Linked DNA regions of Homo sapiens: all the other regions are linked to region 2. A link is a contact called in ENCODE Hi-C or POLR2A ChIA-PET data. All regions are on one chromosome and are shown on one strand. Each heading gives the region's core, a stretch centred on a gene start or an enhancer-like site at or near the end of the contact. The rest is flanking DNA. Distances are from core to core; before and after follow the strand shown.

The links. Hi-C counts contacts between places; a loop is a spot of excess contacts on that map. ChIA-PET counts read pairs that join two places held with the same protein, here RNA polymerase II (POLR2A). Pooled maps may share reads with other maps.
Region 1: a loop to region 2 is called in a map of sigmoid colon, with 3 times the contacts of the local background. The contact joins the promoter of LINC02478 here to the enhancer-like site in region 2. A Hi-C loop is called at or near these places in 3 of 168 maps with a recorded cell type or tissue (ascending aorta, naive thymus-derived CD4-positive, alpha-beta T cell and sigmoid colon) and 12 of 50 pooled maps. POLR2A ChIA-PET finds 5 or more read pairs at or near these places in 2 of 52 experiments (CD4-positive, alpha-beta T cell and endothelial cell of umbilical vein).
Region 3: a loop to region 2 is called in a map of ascending aorta, with 1.8 times the contacts of the local background. The contact joins two enhancer-like sites. A Hi-C loop is called at or near these places in 2 of 168 maps with a recorded cell type or tissue (ascending aorta and prostate gland) and 2 of 50 pooled maps. POLR2A ChIA-PET finds 5 or more read pairs at or near these places in 1 of 52 experiments (WTC11).

The regions. Positions count from the first base shown.
Region 1 is chr2:160,270,255-160,273,492 of GRCh38, reverse strand. LINC02478 (long intergenic non-protein coding RNA 2478) reads left to right here and starts at 1,598. Exons shown (of 2, transcript NR_103775.1): 1 at 1,598-1,773. It overlaps RBMS1 (RNA binding motif single stranded interacting protein 1), which reads left to right. Exons shown (of 14, transcript NM_016836.4): 14 at 1-1,342. RefSeq lists an enhancer at 2,781-3,238.
Region 2 is chr2:160,665,067-160,667,886 of GRCh38, reverse strand. No RefSeq gene overlaps it. Among named protein-coding and RNA genes, the nearest start is that of RBMS1, 170 kb to the right of the region's middle. Within about 2 kb of position 1,371, at least 7 of the 41 ENCODE cell types and tissues checked have a DNase peak (open chromatin) inside an H3K27ac peak, as active enhancers do.
Region 3 is chr2:160,951,399-160,954,434 of GRCh38, reverse strand. No RefSeq gene overlaps it. Among named protein-coding and RNA genes, the nearest start is that of TANK-AS1, 210 kb to the left of the region's middle. Within about 2 kb of position 1,778, at least 13 of the 41 ENCODE cell types and tissues checked have a DNase peak (open chromatin) inside an H3K27ac peak, as active enhancers do.

The sequences.
Region 1 (3,238 bases), core at 349-2,848, 390 kb after region 2:
TGAAAAATAAAAATGACTTGGCACTTTTAAAGGTAACTTCACCAAAGACCGAAGAGCCAGTAACCAGTAGCTCCAACTTGTCTCAGCATCACATCTTCTGTGCTCTTTATTTTTGCCGGACCAGTTTGCGGTTAGGAGAATGTGCCTTTTTTGTACCTTTGCATTTAGGTTTTATAATTTTAATTGATGTATGGACACACACAAACAAAAAAGCATGAAGGAAGATTTGGATCCAAGCAGTGCCACACTTTACATCATCACTACAAGTGTTCAAGTGTAAAGAAAACCAATTTTGAAACTATGAAATTCCTGATTCATAAATACACAGTTATTTCTACTTTAGTACATATAAGATAATTCACTGTTATTAAAGCTCTTTTATTAAGGCAATTGCATATGTTTTAAAAGCAATGGTAAATTAAGTTGTCTTCCAAAACTGTGTACTTGTCTGGTCAGCTGTGTATGATCAGTTATCTACCTCAGAGTCTATTTTCTTTTGTGCTGGGACAGGTTGCTGGCCCTCCCTGTTTCCACAGACCAAATCCTCCTAGCTCAGGAGCTAGGGCTAAGCAGTTATTTCTTTCAAGTATTTTTTAGTTCTTAAATTTTATGCTTGTATTTGATGATAGATGTCAGTGACATTTCATAGTTTCAAAAGTCCTTGCTGCTCTGAGAAGTGTAGATTCTAGTGAAAATTACATAGTCATAAGAGAAATGTGTTTTTGTTTTTGTTTTTGTTTCATTTTTTTAAAGTTGTGGTATTATTGGTTCTATGCTCCCTGGAATATTACTGCTTTGTGAAAGTCCAGACTGAACGCAGCACCCTCTGTGTACCTAGTACAGTTATAAACCTGGGTCTCTCACTACTTGATATTTTTGCATTAGTTAAGACAGAAATTTGATAGCTCGGTTAGAGGGGAGGGGAAATCTGCTGCTAGAAATGTCTGAACTAAGTGCCATACTCGTCTGGGTAAGATTTGGGAAACATAACCTCTGTACATAAAAAAAAAAAAATCAGTTAAACATCACATAGTAGACAGCCATTAAATTATAAAAAAATTAATTTATGAAGAAAGACCTTTTGTACAGATTGAAAAAAAAAGATTTTCATAGAGATATCTATATGATCAAGAGAGTTAATTTTTTATTTTTGTTTTACTAGTGCCACAGACTTGCCAGTGGTAACTTATTTGTCCGGTTCAAGATAACTCTGTAGTTTTCTTTCCTAGGACTTGTTGTTAAACGCCAAAAGACATTTTTGAACTGTACATTTGATCAGATTGTTAGCTTTTCTGTTTTATTTCTTTTGAGAACCTTTGAATAAAAAACATCTGAAATTTTATTTTTCCTGTCAATTTTTTTTAAGTCGATTAAGTGTATATCAGAATTTCATTTCATTTCTGATCTCTTTCTTCAGCTCAGTAGATTGGTTTGAAAGTGAGTTGAAAGTTATGTCAGATTCAATATATCCTCAAAATACATTTCCTTGAAAACAATTGGAAAAACCTTTCCACCCCACTTTTGCTGGTTATTTAAATCTGTGTAATGACCAGAGACGTCAACCCTCAGCTCAGCACGTCAACCGTCAGCTCAGCACGTCAACGGTCGGCTCAGCAAATATCCAGCCCAAAATACACCACTAGTGGTCTGTTCTTAAAGACCAAAAAACCAGGCCCTTTTTCTTCCTCCTTTCTTGCTGCTACGCCTCAACTATTTCATTGCTTGTCAATGCTCAGCAAGGAAGACAGCCTAACAGCAGCCCTCCCACCTGTGGTAAGGAAGCATGTGGGCGAGAACCTCGGGATAATCTTATCTATGCGTTTATGACCAAGGTCCTCTTTCAGAGCTACCTGTTCAGCTGTTCCCGACTGGAGGCTCCCGTGCAGCATTCACGGAGGAGCGAGAACTCCTCTTTCCCTCACTTGACTGCTTTATAGGAGGCACTTAATATGCAAAATAGGCTCCTTCTGCCCAAAGTGGAGTAAACGTTTTAGTGTGGTGGTTCAGTATTTATTTCCTGGTGTCCAGTGGCTCTGTCATGGTGATAAAAAGAGTGGGCAAGGAAAAGATGCAGTCCGCTCCATTTCTGGCTGCGTCCCCTGCCATGTGGATGGTGTGCGGGGTGAGTTAGATAAGGGAGGGGTCAGAGCACTTAACTTGCCGGAGCCAAGAAATCGCTGGTACTTGATGGCTGTTTCAGAGAAGGAAACAACATTCCTCTGATGCTAACTGGTGCTTCTGAGAGCAAAATGTCAGGGAGGAGAGAAGCATGGCCTCTCGAGACAAACCCAGGCTGCTAAGAATGTAAGCTCTGGTCTCACTTTGCGTTCCAGCCAAACACCTAAGTGCTCCTTTCTATGACCAAAGGTAAGAAAGAAATGCAATTCAGGCTCCTGGGCACCTTCGTTTTTGTTCACCCTATTTTTGTTGTAGCTTCTCGCCGCTGAAGTCCGCGGCCCTCTATCTGGCTGTGTTATGTACTGAAACCGGTAAACATACTCAGGAGCACCAATCCACGGAAAAGGGAGGATCAAGCCAGCGATGGTGGTTCACAGTTACCGCTCCCATATAACTAGAGGGGTTGTGGCATGTTTGGGGATAAACCCCACCTAGCTGAAAGCTCTGAGACTGAAGTGGAATTCTGGGGTTGGAGGAGAGGAAAGAGGGTGTGGCCGTTGCTCTGTGGTCTACGTATTTTCCCCTCTATAGTGGCTGGAATGAGGAAAGCCAGGGAGTGGAGGCGGGAGTCCCGTTTTTCACCCCACTGCCACACCCTTCATGGCCAGTGGCTCTAGGTTTATCCGCTGGAGCTTAAATCCCACAAATACTGATTTAAAATTCACTAGGAGAAAGGCAGTGCCTCCCAGCCTGAGCCGGGGCTCAATGAATGTTAAGATATGACTGATTATATCCTCATTCCATTAGGGTAGCCAAAAAGGAAAAGAGCCAGCGCCATTGGGACAAAGGTCACCGACCTCTCAATCGCCCTGCCCCTTCCACAAAAAGCCTGAGATGTCAAGTAGGTGGGGGAGGGAGGAGAGCCGGGAGCTCAGGATTTGAGGAAGGCCAGGCAGTCTCTGCCCCTCGAATAGCAACGCGATGAGCTCAGCCCCCTCAGTCCAGGCCGAGAGCCAGATGGGGGTCACGTGGCCGCGGGGCCCCCCGGGCGCAGGGTCCTCGGCACAGCTGACGGGTGCGCGCCGAGCTCCGCCGGGCGAAGGAATTCCAGCCCCGCAAA
Region 2 (2,820 bases), core at 122-2,621:
CAATTTGAGATTATTTTTCTATTAGGAATAATTTCAGAATTTTGTCAAGCAATTTTCAAATAATAATACTTTTTGTGGTTTATAATACCATAATCCACGTGGTTCAGTCTCAGAGCAGTATTATGGCTAAAAGTATACAGTCCTTGCAAACAAATTTAATTTCAAAATAAATGAAGCCCTTTTCTTGTATGTACTGAACACTATGATGAAGACACATGAGTTTCAGCAATTCTTAAAATCCTCTTTTTTCTCCCCTCCACCCAACACTATCATATATAATGTCTGTTCCTGGACCTTTCTCAAATCTCCAAAAAATCTCCTCTACCTTCAACCTACATGACTTTTTCTATTATTTTTCCACTTACTTTTCTTCTTCTAGCCCCTCATTATACAAATTGACATTATATATAAATGGGAAATAAAATGTATATTGACACTAAATCATTCTCCCTCATCCTCCTACTATTCCAATGAATCTCTCTGCCTGTTATTCTATTCTTTCTCTTCAAAGTCAGGAGAAATGGAAAGACACTTTTTGAAAGAGAAAAAACAATGACTGAACAAACCTGAAATTCTCTTTTGCAGACAGGTGGTAAGTATGAGAGAGAAACTAAAAATCTTCATACACCCATAATTTTTAGTTCGTTGCATTCTAATGGCTACAAAATTTACTGCCCTTTCAATGAAAGTATAAAGCTGTTCACAGAGAGTATCTAAACTTAAAATCCTGAAACCATCATTCCATTCAGACCATAATTTTTAAATAACATCAGCAGCAAGAGCTTAATAAATTGAAGGTTCTCCTCACTTCCTTTTAAGTACCTCAGAGAATTTAAAACCTAGAAGAGAGAGTTAGTTCAACTGTTTTTGCTCTACACATTTTTGCTTTGGAGAGTTGTAGTGGTTTGGGTTAAAATTTTGACCCTAAGCACTGTGATATTCCCTCCCACGATGTGAGTCCCAAGAAACATCTGGAGTCTTCTGCAATGGGTCTCTGAATTTTCATTTCCCTACGTGGTACATATACAGGTTGCACATTATGATTTAATCAGCTGTCTAGAAAAATAGGCTCTTAGAATTCTAACACACTGGAACCAGTTGTGGTGTTTTTAAAGTAACAGCAGGACCACACTTACATCCTAAGACAGCACTCAGTCAAGAGTTCTTTATATCTCTTTTACAGTTCCTCTCTTCATACAAAGTAAACTTTTCTTCCTTTGGTCAAAAGGACATAGGACGAGCTATCTAAATGAAAGCACAGTTCTCTTGTGTCTGATGAATCACTAAGTGACTTGGTTCAACATTAGGTCACTGTGGAACACAGACTGTAACAGAAACACATAAAAGCTCTGACAGGGGAGGGGAGAGATGCTATTCTGGAATATCGTTGCCAGAGTAACATAAACCTTGTGTGTTTTCACAAGGAAATGAGTCACTTGTTTCTGTTGGCTAAAACTCTGTTTTCTTTAATTTCATATTTTAGCTGTCTAATATATGCTGAAAGAGCCCAGGGTTTCCAGTCTTCAGACGGAGATAACTTGCTAATTAAAAGCTCAACAGAGGGTTTTGCATGGTAATTAAACAGAACTGGATAAAAGAAACACTCAAGCAAACAGGAGCACATAGCAAATGCAAGGGTGAGAGCACTCAAACCACAATCAGTCCTCTAAGAGGGCCTGGGGAGGGGGAGCAATACCCATTGAGATAATTCAGAAGACAACAACAACTACAAATAACATTCACTGGACCCAATTTGCTAAGAAAAAAGTATAATATACTCAGACAAACTCAGGATATTTTGCCTGGAATTATTGAGTTATTTTCACGTTTTCCTTTTTTTTTTAAGATTTACCATTAGAAAGACTTACAGCAGGGGCTACACACACAGAAGCCGTCTGAGCTTGGCTGGTGACAAACTAGTGATGCAGGCTGACTATGGGACAACAGGGAGTGATGGGGACTATGGCATTCAGTCAAAAAGTTTAAAATGCTGTGCTTTGCATAATGTATTTAATATTTTACCTGTGAGCCAGATTCATCCTATAGGGTACTAGATCGGGACCTCTGTTCTTGAGTGGCAAGAAACACATGCTTCTTCATTTTTATTTGAAGACTGGCTTTCTTTTAAATATATCCACTGATAAAAATGTCAATATTCATTCAAACTTTTAAAATTATTATTGATATAGATGTCTATATTAAGAATCCTGATACTTAATATATACATACATACATATATATGTGTATATGTGTGTGTGTGTGTGTGTGTGTGTGTGTGTGTAGTTCTCCTCCAGTTTCTTTGCTTTTACGTCCCAAAACATATGGCCATTTGGTACTACTCTGCCTATATTTTTTCTCCCTGTTCTTCTTGATACCTCTTTAAGCAAATAGTCATTACCATCTACCTCTAATGGGTTACAGCCTCTTCTCCCACACCCCAGAAACCTATTCTCAACTGCCCACTTTACCGGAACTGTTGACCTCTTAATCGCCCGCCCTAGTGGACTTTCCAGCCCTGATTCCCTTAGGCCTCCCTAACTCTGTTAGTCCTTACTGGGGACACTCCTTGTTTGTAATACTCTTCTTCATCAGTTTCCCCCTTAACCAAACTATGTTAATTCTCTTTATCCTTCAGTCCTCTGTTGACTTCCATATTTAAATTATCCAAGTCTGACCTCTCTCCCTAATTACCTTCTGAATATTTTTACTGATATCCAATATTCCACTCCAACATAATATTTTAAAAATCACACTCCCCATTTTCCTCCTCTAAACCAGCATCTCTTCCTGACTTCTTTATCTCTGTCAATGGTACAATCA
Region 3 (3,036 bases), core at 529-3,028, 290 kb before region 2:
TATTCAACAAATACTATTTTGTTCCGAGCGTAACCCAGTTTTCTAGATGTGGAAAAGGAGTAAAGAAGGGATAATGTCTGTCTTCATGGAGCTTAGAATTTCAGTGTGTCTGGGGTCAGGGAGGGAAAGAGACAACAGATAACGAATATTGTGTATCAGACTGTGAAGAGTTCTGGAGAGCAAGCAGGGCAGGAAGATGGCAAGGTCCAGGAGTGTTTGTGTGTTGTGGGGAAGGGTGGGGCTCACATTTAAATAGGGTTCTCAAGGAAGAAGCCACTGACAGGGTGACTTGAGGAAAGGTCTGAAGGAGATAAGGGAATGAGGCATGGGGGAACGTGTGGAAGAGCTTCCTACTGAGAAGGAAGAGCAAGTGCAAAGCCCCTGAGGCTGGAGCTGCCTGGCACGCTTGGCTGGAATGGAGTGAGTGATGGACAGAGTAATAGGAGATAAGGTAGCAAAGGAAAGGTGACCAGATCAGAAATACAGAAGTATTTCCAAGAGGAAGAAATGATCATTTAGTACAATTATTAGGAACTTGCACAACATCAATGAATAAAACAGATAAAAAAAACTTATGCCACCTGGAGTTGACATTCTAATGAGAGGCAGCAGAAGTTAATAAAAAACAAAAAACCGAATTGTATAGTATGCTAGAAGTGACAAATGCAGCAGGAAATAAGTGTACAGAGAATGGTGGGGTGGGGTGTGTGGGTGCTTAGGAGTTCATTGTAACCTGGAACAATCTCAGAATGTAAACTTCTCAAGACTAGAGCCTAAGCTCTTTGTTCTTTTTTATATTACTCAATTCTTAGCACATTGTGGGTAACTAATACAAACTCATTGATAATGGCCCTGCTAAATAATAGTCATTCTACAGATGTTTTGGTTCTGCATCAGGGATGGTAATAGGTGAGCAAAAAGAGACACAGCCTGGCTTCCTGGAGTTTATAGTTTGGTGGTAGAGATAACATTGCTCAAATAATCATATAAGTAAATTAATGTAAAATTACAATAGTGATAGTGCTATAAATGAGAGGTATTTGATACTAGGAAAGCATGTTATGCAAAGAAGGAATGACAGTATGTTACTCTGCCTTCAGTGTTTCAGTAGTAATATTGGCTTTCCCAGGCAAATGGCATTTTGTAGTGATGGTGAAATAGGAACTAGAAATAATGCAAATGTTTTGTATTCTGTTTAAAACACATACTAAGCCACCCTTTGGAGAGGCAGTCGTAGCATCTCCGATATTAAGGCTTTGCTTATTTGAAATTTATCTAAACAGTAACAGCCTCTTGCCAGTATAGTTTAAACCATAATCAAAAGCTGGGGAAATTTGACTCATGATCTGGAAAAGGCCTTGGGTGCGCTTAGGGCAAAGCTTTTAATAGTTTCTGAGATACAAGTAAGATACTAGCGTTCTATTCCTTATATGAGGCCAGCAAGTCTGACTCCAACTCAATAACTCACTTCAGGTAAACCTATTTTCAGCTTTACTTGGAGGACATAACTCTTGGTCATTCTCTACTGTCCATTACTTTAGTTGACTGGTGATATGGTCCACCAATTGAACCAGAATATATTCATTCACCAGCAGCAATGACGTATTTTTCTGCATTATGCTCGTCCTTGGCAGAGGATGCTTCAGCTGCTCCCTTTGCTGCCTTGCTGTCAGTTTGATAAACGGACAGGCTTCCTTCCCAGCAGGGCTGGTGTGGTTCCAGGTTGCAGCACTGCCCACTTCAGCAGTCTGCAGGCCATTGTTCCTGCCTCCTGTGAGCTCACAGAGCCCATTTGGAGTGCACCGGGGCATTCCAAAAGACTCTCGGGCTGACAGCATCAGACCAATACAAGGAGAAAATAAAGTTTCATTTTGTTCTGTTAAATGTCTCTGCCAGACTCTACAGAGACATACTGCCAGAAGAATAAAGGGAAAGTTAATTCTGTCCGTTGCACAGAGCTATTTTGAAAATTTACTGCCAGGACCTTGCAACGGGTACATTTGTATATTTTAGCTTTTCCTTTAATCTGTTTCTCTAACTCGGTGATTCATTCATGTGCTGAATTTTTAAAAGGCAGGAAAGAGTCAAATATTGTATCAATGAGCACAGTTTTTAATGATAAAGAGAGTGAAATAGGACATGGCAGATCATGGAGACTAGAGAAAGGTTGGCCACGGAAAAACCAGTCCTGTCTGGGTTTTTCAGCAGAATTGATAGCATTAGCTTATGTGAACAGACTAACTGTAGATTGATGATGTACCAGACACTTCTTTTAGGTAGATGTTCTTTTATAGTCTACTTTAAGCAAAACCATAATAACAGTAGTAGTTACATCTTTCACAGTATATTCTCTTCCCACGCCCATCCCCATGATGTTCCTGTGGGAAGGGTAAGGATTTTAGTCACCAAAACTGAGACTCAAGGACATCGAGGCCTTGGGTCAATTTCACCCATCTAGTGGTGGTAGCAAGGATTTGTTCCAATGCCTTCCTACTTAAAGAAGGAAGTAAGCCAGGCGAGGTGGCTCACCTGTAAACCCAGCACTTTGGAAGGCCGAGGAGGGAGGATCACTTGAGGCCAGGAGTTTGAGATCAGCTTGGGCAAGATAGGGAGACCACCCTGTCTACAAAAGGTAAAAAATAAAAAATAATTAGCCAGGCATGGTGGTGCATGCCCATAGTCCTGGCGACTTGGGAAGCTGAGGCAGGAGGATTTCTTGAGCCCAGGAATTCAAGGTTATAATGAGCTATGATCACATCCCTGTACTGCAGCCTGGGTGGCAGAGTGAGACCGTGTCTCAAAACAACAACAAGAAAAACAACAAAAAACTAAAAGCAAATAGAAAGTAAGAAGTTGAAAACTCTTTTTCCTTGTGAAAAACAGAAGGTTTCTCTACAAAAAAAGCATATTAAAAACGTGAAAAAGTGGGCAGATATGTCTTTTTTAATTTTTTTCTTTTCTTTTTTTTTCTTCTTTTAAAATTTTATTATTATTACACTTTAAGTTTTAGGGTACATGTGCACAATGTGCAGGCTA